Regions from separate parts of the Homo sapiens genome. Here region 2 is linked to region 1. A link is a loop called in an ENCODE intact Hi-C map of the cell type or tissue named here. Cell type or tissue: pancreas. All regions are shown on one strand. Links, peaks and the distances in the headings refer to the core of each region. The heading gives the core; the rest is flanking DNA.

Region 1 (5,369 bases), core at 122-5,121:
TATCGGCTCACTGCAACCTCCCGGGTTCAAGCAATTCTCCTGTCTTAGCCTCCCAAGTAGCTGGGATTACAGGTGCCCACCACCACATCCGGCTAATTTTTGTATTTTTAGTAGAGACGGGGTTTCGCCATGTTGGCCAGGCTGGTCTTGAACTCCTGACCTCAGGTGATCTGCATGCTTTGGCCTCCCAAAGTGCTGGGATTACAGGCGTGAGCCACCGCACCGGGCCCCGGTCACGATTTTAATCGCTTTACCCTCTCCCCTGGAGGGAGGTCCTGTAATTCGCCCATTGGACAGCTGGGAAACCCAAACAGAGAGGCACGCCCCTTGCCCAAGATACAAGAAAGCAGTGAAGCCAGGTTTCGAACCCCGGAGCCGTCAGCAGTCCCCTCTAGCGCGCACACGTGGGTCTGCACGCCCGGGCAGGTGGGGGGCAGGTGTGTGTCCACCCGTGAGGACACACCTGGTCGAGCCGGGCCCCGCCCCGCGCGCGCTTCCACCGAAGGAGCAGGACGCCAGGCTCTCTCTTCCTCCTTCCTGCCCCTCGCCGGGCGCCTGGGGCCTCTTCCTAGAACCCTCCCCACGTGTCTGCCTAGGGGCCCCTTCCGTTAAAGCACCGAGGTGCCATCCGCGTCCTCCTGTACAGCGGCCCAAAGCCCCAGCGCCTCCCCCACACGGGGTCCCAGCACTGCCAGTGGGGCAGGTCCTACCCCCGGGCCTCTGTCCGGTACCTCGTAGGTGCTGGTGAGGCCCAGGCGGTAGAAGACGGGCATGAAGAGCAGGGCGGTGAGGACCGAGTTCAGAAGCTGGCCCAGGCACATCCAGAGGAACTTGAGGCCATAGCGATAGGCCTCCGACGGCACGCCCAGCACCTGCACGGCCGACATGAAGCTGGCAGACAGCGACAGGCCCACGGGCAGGGCCGCCAGGCGCCGGCCCCCGGTGAAGAAGTCCTCAGCGCTGCGCTGCCCGCCCCGAGCCAGCCCGACCCACAGCCCGATGCCAGTGGACACCAGGAGCATGAGGGCAAAGACCCCGTAGTCCCAGGCTCCGAAGGTGGGCCGTTCCCCGGTCTCCACGGCCTCCATGAGGGCGGGTGCGGAGGCCCAGCGCGTCCTCGGACGCCCTGCGTGCTCAAGCGGGGGAAGCTGGCAGGGGCCGAGGAGGCAGGACGGGGAGGGCGGGTGGGAGGATGCTCGGCAGCCTGTCCCCGCTCCGTCTGGGGTGGGAAGCGGCGAGAGGGGCCGGGGCTCCCTGGGTTAGGAATCTATGGGCTGTCGATGTCCGTGTCGGCCTCCCTGTCCCCGCTGTCTGTCTCTGCGTCCGCCCCTGCTGTCTGTCTGTCCTGCCACCTCCCCTCTCACTCTGGGTTCCGCTGTCCCATGCAGCCGGCTGTCTGTCCCTCTCCCTGGGCGCTGTGCTCAGCGCTGACAGCTGGAGGTCGCCTTGGGGCTTACGGGAGCAGCTCGTGATTGTGGGTTGCAGATTTATTGGGCTCCCGGGTCACCGCGACTCCGCCTCCAGACCTAGGGGCGGGCAGGACCCGCACCCTTTCAGCCCTGGACTGGGACAGACAGGCCAGGACAGGCTATCTGGGTGGCTGCAGGGGGTGGTATCGGGGAGGGCTCCCAAATGCCCCTCCATCCCCATGCACCCACCCATCCCCATGCACTGTGATCCCCTGATCACAGCTGTCACTGTCTGCTGTTGACAGGTGGGGAAATTGAGGCTCAGAGAGGGCATGTCACTATCCAAGCCTGCACAGCCTGCTTCAGCACTCAAAGCCGTATTGTGCTTGAATACCTTGAGCTATGGGGAGCTCACTTTCATGCAGGACTGGGGTTCACTTTCAGGGTTTCAGGGGACCCATAAAGAAAACTTACCTGGCTTTACCACCCCCAAACTGGCATGTGGGCCTACCCCCTTTCTCTAGAGCCTTAGGGGGTGGGCATCACTGAACCCCGCTCTTGGGCTAAGCTGGGTGGGAGACATTCAGAGCTCAAGTTCTGAGTGGGTACATACTTGGGGAAGACTTTGCTCCTCCCTGGGCCTTAGTTTCCCCATCTGTAACAAGGATAAAATAGACCCTGCCTCAGAGGAATAAATGGGACGTGGTAACGAAAGCCTGGTACATGATAAGTGCCTCATTCATTTATTCCTTTATTCATTTGTCACTTCATTCATTCATTCATTGGTTCCTTTGCAGATATGCACTGAGAGTTGGCCCTGTGCCAGGCATAAATGGCTCACTGAGGTGGTGCGAGGGGCCTTTAAGGTTATGAACCCGAATAAGCGGAGACCATGACCACCAGGGAGGTAGAGTCTGGCTTGTCCCTATCATATAGATGAGGAAACCAAGGTTGGGTGTGGGAGAAAGTCTACTGGGGGGGTCACGCTTCCATGAGGACCAACGAGCTGTCATCTCAGGGCCCTTCTCTGGGGGACCCAGGAGGACTTTGACCTCTGGAGGTTCTGGTCTCTGGGTTCAAGTCTCAGCTCAGCCTCCAACTTTCTGGGCAATCACGCATCTCAAACTTGGTTCCCTTCTCCATAAGCTGGTGGAATCTGAAATCCTGGGGGTTGAAAGAAACAGCGTCAGAGGCCGGGCATGATGGCTTATGCCTGTAATCCCAGCACTTTGGGAGGCTGAAGTGGGAGGATCATTTGAGTCCCAGAATTCGAGACTACCCTGAGCAACATAGTGAGATCTTGTCTGTATGAAAAATACAAATATTAGCGAGGCGTGGTGGCACATGCCTGTAATCCCAGCTACTCAGGAGGCTGAAGTGGGAGGATCGCTTGAGCGTGGAAGTTCGAGGCTGCAATGAGCTGTGGTCGAGAACTGCACAGCACTCCAGCCTGGGCAGCACAGCAAGACCCCGTCTCCAAAAAAAAAAAAAAAAAAAAAAAAAGGGCTTTTGAGCGCTTCTCGCCAGCCTCTGCTGCTCCCTGGTGGCCTCCTCTGGCCTACCCTCTGCCCTGGCCGCTCCAGCTGGGTCCAGCGTTTCTCAACGCGTCCCCACGTAACCCCCGGACAGTCCTCTTGCTCCCTCTCTGCTGTGCAGGGTGGACCTGTCCCTCCCCCGGGGCTGTGACACTGCGGCGGCTACGCGGGCACCTGTTGCCGGCTGGAGCGTACCTCCTGCCCTCGCCAGGAGAGTGGGTTAGGCACCTAGTTCTTTCTCCTTCCACCCTGGTCAGGCATCCTCCTGGAAACCCCGTTGGAAAAGGGGAGATCCGGCCGGGTGCGGTGTCTCACTCCTGTAATCCCAGCACTTTGGGGGGCCGAGGCGGACGGGTCTCTTGAGATCCGTTCAAGACCAGTCTGGCCAACATGGTGAAACCCCGTCTCTACTAAAAATACAAGAATTAGCCGGGCGTGGTGGCGGCCGCCTGTAATCCCAGCTACTTGGGAGGCTGAGGCGGGAGAATCGCTTGAGCCCGGGAGGTGGAGGTTGCAGTGAGCCGAGATCGCGCCACTTCACTCCAGCCTGGGCGACAGAGAGAGATTCCGTCTCAAAAAATAAATAAATAAACAAATAAATAAATAAAAATCAAGGCTGGGCGCGGTGGCTCACGCCTGTAATCCTAGCACTTTGGGGGGCCGACGCGGGCGGATCACGAGGTCAGGAAATCGAGACCATCCAGGCCAACGTGGTGAAACCCCGTCTCTACTAAAAATACAAAAATTAGCCGGGCGTGATGGCACGCGCCTGTAGTCCCAGCTACTCGGGAGACTGAGGCAGGAGAATCGCTTGAACCCGGGAGGCGGAGGTTGCAGTGAGCCGAGATCGTGCCACTGCACTCCAGCCTGGCGACAGAGCGAGACTGTCTCAATCAATCAATCAATCAATCAATGGGAGATCCGAGCGGGATCCCCTACTTGCAAAGCCCTGCCGACCAATGTAAACATATGCAAATTGTGCAAATACATGTAAATGGACCCCTTCTCTCCAGGGAAGTTCTGGGAAGGCATAGCTTCTCTTCTTCCCACCGTGGGGTCCAGGCTGCGGCCAGAGGCCTGGGCTGAGGCCGGTTCATTGAGTGCATACTGTGTGCAGGGCCCTCCGGCAGGTGCTGGGGACACAGCATGATCCAGGTGGACCCACCCCAGGGTGGTGATGGCCCTGACCTCACCAGCAGATAAATACTGATTTCAGCTGGGCACTGTGGCTCACACTTATAATCCCAGCACTTTGGGAGGCTGAGGTGGGAGGATCGCCAGAGCCCGGGAGGTCAAGGCTGCAGTGAGCAGTGATCACACCAGTGAATTCCAGCCTGGATACAGGTTGAGCAGAGACAGACAATCACGGGGTATCTTCTGGGCCTCCGGAAGGGGTGTGGATTTTGTTCTGAGGGTGCTGGGGAACTGTAGGAGAGTTTGGAGCAGGTGAGGAGTCTGATGAGATTTCTAGATTCTGAAAAATGGGTCATATCCAAGTGGCGGGAGTGGGGTGGCTGCCGAGTGGGGGGAGGGGGGTGGATTTGGAAAGCACTTTGGAATTCCTAAGGAGGCCTGGAGTGAAGGCCCCTGCAGAGTGTGCAGGACCATCTCCTGCCCTAGCGGAGGGAATTGTGAGCCTGGAGAGGAAAAGCAGCAGAGTGGGGAGAATCAGGTCACACCTTCCTTGACTGTGATTCCAATGACAGAAGCGGGCAGCAGGACCCCAGGATGTGAGTTAGGAAGGGCCCAAGGCCGCGGCAGACAATGTGAGCAGAATGTGCAGGAATGGGAGAGTGGTGGCAGTGTCGGGGCGCTGTCCCCTGCCCCTTGGTTCCCTGGGAGATGCAGCAGGGGTTGGGGTGAGAAGTTGTGAGCTGCTGTGACTGCAGCACGACCTGCTGGGTGGCCCTGGACATCAATTCCCCTTCTGTGAGCTAGGAGTGACAGTGGGATTTGAACCCACGCCATGGGGAGCCAGAATCTGTCCTTGAACTTCAACTCTGCACTCAACAAGTGCAAAAAGGCCAGTTTCGGTGGCTCATGCCTGTAATCTCAGCACTTTGGGAGGCCAAGCCAGGAAGATGGCTGGAGGCTAGGAGTTGGAGACCAGCCTGAACAATATAGTGAGACCCCAACTCTACAATTTTGTTTGTTTGTTTGTTTGTTGTATTTTTAGTAGAGAAGGGGTTTCACCATGTTGGCCAGGCTGGTCTCGAACTCCTGACCTCACATGATCCACCCACCTCTGCCTCCCAAAGTGCTAGGACTACAGGTGTGAGCCACCATGCCCAGCCAAAAATTTTTAAAAGTTAGCCGAGTTTGGTGGTGTGCACCTGTGGTCCCAGCTACTTAGGAGGCTGAAGCAGAAGGATTGGTTGAGCTGGGGAGGTTGAGGCTGCAGTGAGCGGTGATTGCGCCACTGCAC
Region 2 (5,369 bases), core at 69-5,068, 56 kb before region 1:
ACCACTGAACTCCAGCCTGGGTGACAGAGCAAGACTCTGTCTCAAAAAAAAAAAAAATAGTGTGCACATCTGAGACCCTTGTGTCTCTATCTGCTTAAGGTGATTCTGCCTGTGGCTGGAAGGTAAGTTAATGCTGACTGGAGCTTCAGTTATGATCTCATTAGGGCCCTTCTGTGTAGGGTTAATTTCGTTTACTATTCTAGGAATGAGTTTCTCCACGGCTTTTTGGTTTTCTGATCAGCCACTCTGTTCCTTGGTGAAATTGTTTTCTCTCTCGACACCTCCTCCTGTGGACTGTCTCTTGTACAGGGCTGTATGAGTTTCTGGTGGCTACAGTAGCAAATGACCACAAACTAGTGGTTTTGAAAACAACAGAAATTGGCTGAGCGTGGTGGCTCATGCCTGTAATCCCAGCACTTTGGAAGGCCAAGGCAGGTGGATCTCCTGAGATCAGGAGATCGAGACCAGCCTGACCAACATGGTGAAACCCCGTCTCTACTAAAAATACAAAAATTAGCCGGACATGGTGGTGTACGCCTGTAATCCCAGCTACTCAGGAGGCTGAGGCAGAAGAATCTCTTGAACCTGGGGGGCAGAGGTTGCAGTGAGCCGAGATAGTGCCACTGCACCGCAGCCTGGGAGACAGAGCAAGACTCTGTCTCAAAAAAAAAAAAGGAAACAATGCAAATCAATTCTCTCATAGTCCTGGAGGCTTCAAGTCTAAAATCAAGGTCTCACTTTGTTGCCCAGGTAAAAGTGGAGTGGTGCAATCTTGGCTCACTGCAGCCTCGACCTCCTGGGCTCAAGTGATCCTCCTGCCTCAGCCTCCCAAGTAGCTGGGACTACAGGCCTCACCACAAAGCCCAGCTAATTTTTGTATTTTTAGTAGAGACAGCGTTTCACCATGTTGGCCAGGATGGTCTTGATCTCTCAACCTTGTGATCCGCCCATCTCGGCCTCCCAAAGTGCTGGGATTACAGGTGTGAGCCACCGCACCCAGCCAATTTTTCTACTTTTTGTAGAGACAGGGTCTCACCATGTTGCCCAGGCTGATCTCGAATCCTGGGCTCAAGTGATCCTCCTGCCTCAGCCTCCCAAGTAGCTGGGACTACAGGCCTCACCACAGAGCCTAGCTAATTTTTGTATTTTTAGTAGAGACAGCGTTTCACCATGTTGGCCAGGATGGTCTTGATCTCTCAACCTTGTGATCCGCCCATCTCGGCCTCCCAAAGTGCTGGGATTACAGGTGTGAGCCACCGCACCCAGCCAATTTTTCTACTTTTTGTAGAGACAGGGTCTCGCCATGTTGCCCAGGCTGATCTCGAATCCTGGGCTCAAGTGATCCTCCTGCCTCGACCTCCCAAAGTGCTGGGATTGCACTGTGGGTCCATCGGGGGAAACGTCGATAAAGAGAGGACGGGCCTAGACTCAGTAAGTCACCCTTGAGTCAGTGTTGATGGCCAAAGTATTCCAAAGATCTCCTTGGACCACTGTCCTTTGGGCAACTTTTCACCATTTCAAAATCTTAGAAGGAAGCTGTGCGCAGTGTTGTGCTTCTGTAGTCCCAGCTACTCGGGAGGCTGAGGCAGGAGAATCGCTTGAGCCCGGGAGGCAGAGGTTGCAGTGAACCATGATCACAATACGGCACTCCAACCTAGGTGACAGAGCCAGATCCTGTCTCAAAAAAACAAAACCAAAACCAAACATGTCTCTCTCCAATGGTACCTCACACTGGGGACAATTTAGAATTTGAGTGGCCACTGTGAGACTTTTCCACTGGAGAGGAGACTTACAACGGAAAGACAAAATTCTCATGAGGCGATCATCTGTTGTGTTATTTATTTATTTATTTATTTATTTGAGACAGGGTCTCACTCTGTTGCTCAGGCTGGAGTGCAGTAGTGCAGTCATAGCTCACTGCAGCCTCGACCTCCCAGGCTCAAACGATCCTCCTGCCTCAGCCTCCCGAGTAGCTGGGACTACAGGTGTGTACCACCATACCTGGCTACTTGAAATGTTTTTTAAAAAATTGTGATAGGGTCTCCCTCTGTTGCCCAGGCTGGTCTCGAACTGCTGGGCTCAAGAGATCCTCCCACCTTGGCCTCCCAAAGTGCTGGGACTACAGGTGTGAGCCACCATGCCTGACTAATTTTTGTATTTTTAGTAGAGACGGGTTTTTGCCATGTTGGCCAGGCTAGTCTCGAACTTCTGACCTCAGGTGCTCCGCCCGCCTTGGCCTCCCAAAGTGCTGGGATTACAGGCGTGAGCCACCGCACCTGGCCAATTAATTATCTTTTGAAGATCCAATTTTTATGTTTGTCTAGAGCCCCCTTTATCTCCGTTCTTTTTCTTTCTTTTTTCTTCCTTCCTTTCCCTTTTTCTTTTCTTTTCTTTTCTTTCTTTTCTTTCTTTCTCTTTCCTTCCTGTCTTCCATCTTTCCTTCCTTTCCCTTTCTTTTCTTTCTGATCTCTCTCTCTCTCCTTCCTTCCTTTTCTTTCTCTCTTTCTCTTTCTTTCTTTCAATAGGAACATGGCAACATATTGAGACCTATAGGAAGAACTGTTCTTCTAACTTATTTTTTTTTTTGGCCTTCTCCATCCCTTTTCTCCTCACTTGGGAAACTTGAAAGATGACAGGCCAGCCACAGTGGCTCACGCCTGTAATCCTAGCACTTTGGGAGACCAAAGTGGGAAGATCACTTGAGGCCAGGAGTTTTGAGACCTGCCTGGACAAGATAGAGAGACCCCTGTCTCTACAAAAATAAAAAAAAAATCAGCTGGCGTGGTGGCAAGCTCGTCTTCCCAGCTACTCAAGAGGATTACTTGAGCCCAGGAGTTGGAGACTGCAGTGAGCCACCATTGCACTGCCTGCATGCACTCCAGCTTGAGCAACAGAGTGAGACCCTCGCTCAAAAAAAAAAAAAAAATCCTTACTGTGACCAAAAGATGTGTCTGGTGCTGAAATGGGTTATAGAGGCCCACAGCCTGGGTGATCACAGAGGGCTTCTCAGAGGAGGTGGCATTTAAGAGCACTCTGAAAATTGAGAAGGAAAGAGCTGAGTGAAGACAGGGAGGGAAAGGCATTCTGAGCAGCAGGAACAGCATATGCAAAGGCGAGAAGGTGAATGTAAAGTAAAGAAGAAAAAATTGGCCCCAGGCTCTGGTCAACTGGGAGTTGACCTGGTAGTCACAGTGAAGCCGAGGAGTTCTTTGGTTGAACATATACGATTTCACAGAATGACCACATCAAACAGGGCCACTCTGTCCAGGATGAAACCAGACAAAAATCAAAACCCTTCCGTAATTGAGTCTTACCACAGATGAAAATAAGAGCATTGTCCAAACCACAGACATGGCCAAACCTCCCCATCCCCTGGCCAAAGGAGTGACTGCAGTGAGATACAGTCACACCACTCCAGCCTAGGTGACAAAAGTGAGACCCTGTCTCCAATTTAAAAAAAAGAGAGAGAAAGAAAAGGAAAATCACTGTTATTCTATGTGTGGAAAAATCATTGTCATTCTATGTGCAGAAAAATCATTGTCATTCTATGTCCAGAATAGGAGTGTCCACTTTATGGCTGGGCATGGTGGCCCACGCCTATAATCCTGGCACTTTGGGAGGCCGAAGCAGGTATATCACCTGAGGTCAAGAGTTCGAGACCAGCCTGACCAATATAGTGAAACTCTGTCTCTACTAAAAATACAAAACTCAGCCAGGTGTGGTGGTGCATACCTGCAGTCCCAGCTACTCGGGAGTCTGAGGCAGGAGAACTGCTTGAACCTGGGAGGTGGAAGTTGCAGTGAGCTGAGATCACACCACTGCACTCCAGCCTGGGTGACAGAGTGAGACCCCATCTCAAAAAAAAAAAAGAGAAAAGGAGTATCCACTCCAGTTAACTATTCAAAAAGGACTAAAAGACACACACGTTTATAGCAGTATTGTTCACTATCGCCAAAAGGTGGAAACAATTCAGCTGTTCCCTTAAAGGATGCATGGATCAACAGACTGTGGTCAATCCACGAAATGGAATACTATGCAGCCATAAAAAGGAATGAAGCACTGATCCATCCCACAGCACGGATGAACCCTGAAAACACGAGGCTGAGTGAAAGAAGCCAGGCACAAAAGCCCATAGAGTGTCTGATTCCATTTATAAAAATGTCCAGGGTAGGCCGGGCATGGTGGCTCACGCCTGTAATCCCAGCACTTTGGGAGGCCGAGGCGGGTGGATCACCTGAGGTCAGGGGTTTGAGACCAGCCTGGTAACCTGGTGAAACCCCATCTATATTAAAAATACAAAAAACTTAGCTGGACGTGGTGGCGGGCACCTGTAATCCCAGCTACTCGGGAGGCTGAGGCAGGAGAATCTCTTGAACCCGGGAAGCAGAGGTTGCAGTGAGCCGGGATTGCGCCATTGCACTCCAGCCTGGGCGACAGAGCGAGACTCTGTCTCAAAAAAAAAAAAAAAATGTCCAGGGTCATGGCCAGGCATGGTGGCTCACACCTATAATCCCAGCACTTTGGGAGGCTGAGGCAGGCAAATCACCTGAGGTCAGGAGTTCGAGACCAGCCTGATCAACATGGTGAAACCCTGTCTCTACTAAAAATACAAAAGTTAGCTGGGTGTGGTGGTGGTGCCTGTAATCCCAGCTACTTGGGAGGCTGAGGGAGGAGAATCGCTTGAACCCAGGAGGCGGAGGTTTGCAGTGAGCTGAGATCGTGCCATTGCACTCCAGCCTGGGTGATAGAGTGAGACTCTGTCTCAAAGACGAAGAAGAAGAAATGTCTAGGGTCAAGCATGGCAGTTCACACTTGTAATTCCAGCACTTTGGAAGACCAAGGAGGGAGGATTGCTTTGAGCCTAGAAGTTTGAGACCAGCCTGGGCAACACAAGAAGACCCCATTTCTACAAAAAAGCCAGGCACAGTGGCTCATGCCTGTAATCCCAGCACTTTGAGAGGCTAAAGCCAGAGGATCACTTGATCTCTGGAGTTCAAGACCAGCCTGGGCAACATAGAGAGACCATGTCTCTATCTAAAAAAAGTTTTAAAAATTAGCCAGGGCTGGGCGCGGTGGCTCACGCCTGTAATCCCAGCACTTTGGGAAGCCAAGGCGGGCGGGTCAACAGGTCAGGAGATCGAGACCATCCTGGCTAACACGGTGAAACCCTGTCTCTACTAAAAATACAAAAAATTAGCCAGGCGTGGTGGCGGGCGCCTGTAGTCCCAGCTACTGGGGAGGCTAAGGCAGGAGAATGGCGTGAACCCGGGAGGCAGAGCTTGCAGTGAGCCGAGATTGTGCCACTGCACTCCAGCCTGAGCGACAGAGCGAGACTCCATCTCAAAAAAAAAATTAGCCAGGCATGGGGG

Evidence for each region. A loop is a pair of places that touch in the nucleus more often than their neighbours do. Peaks named below come from ENCODE experiments on the same cell type or tissue, not always from the same donor. Only the 100,000 strongest peaks of a DNase experiment are listed, where the experiment ranks them.
Region 2: a loop joins it to region 1, with 3 times the contacts of the local background. A loop is called at or near these places in 88 of 110 quality-filtered maps.

What each region holds. Positions count from the first base shown.
Region 1 is chr19:17,868,039-17,873,407 of GRCh38, reverse strand. SLC5A5 (solute carrier family 5 member 5) reads right to left here and starts at 1,463. Exons shown (of 15, transcript NM_000453.3): 1 at 732-1,463. The coding sequence starts at 1,088. RefSeq lists enhancers at 3,341-3,994, 3,995-4,648. In pancreas, for the core only: a CTCF peak has its summit at 2,953 (motif pointing left); DNase peaks (open chromatin) are centred at 467, 887, 1,423 and 3,067; H3K27me3 peaks cover 1,816 bases.
Region 2 is chr19:17,924,121-17,929,489 of GRCh38, reverse strand. No RefSeq gene overlaps it. Among named protein-coding and RNA genes, the nearest start is that of CCDC124, 6.2 kb to the left of the region's middle. RefSeq lists an enhancer at 256-355. In pancreas, for the core only: no CTCF peak of the experiment used is centred there; no DNase peak of the experiment used is centred there.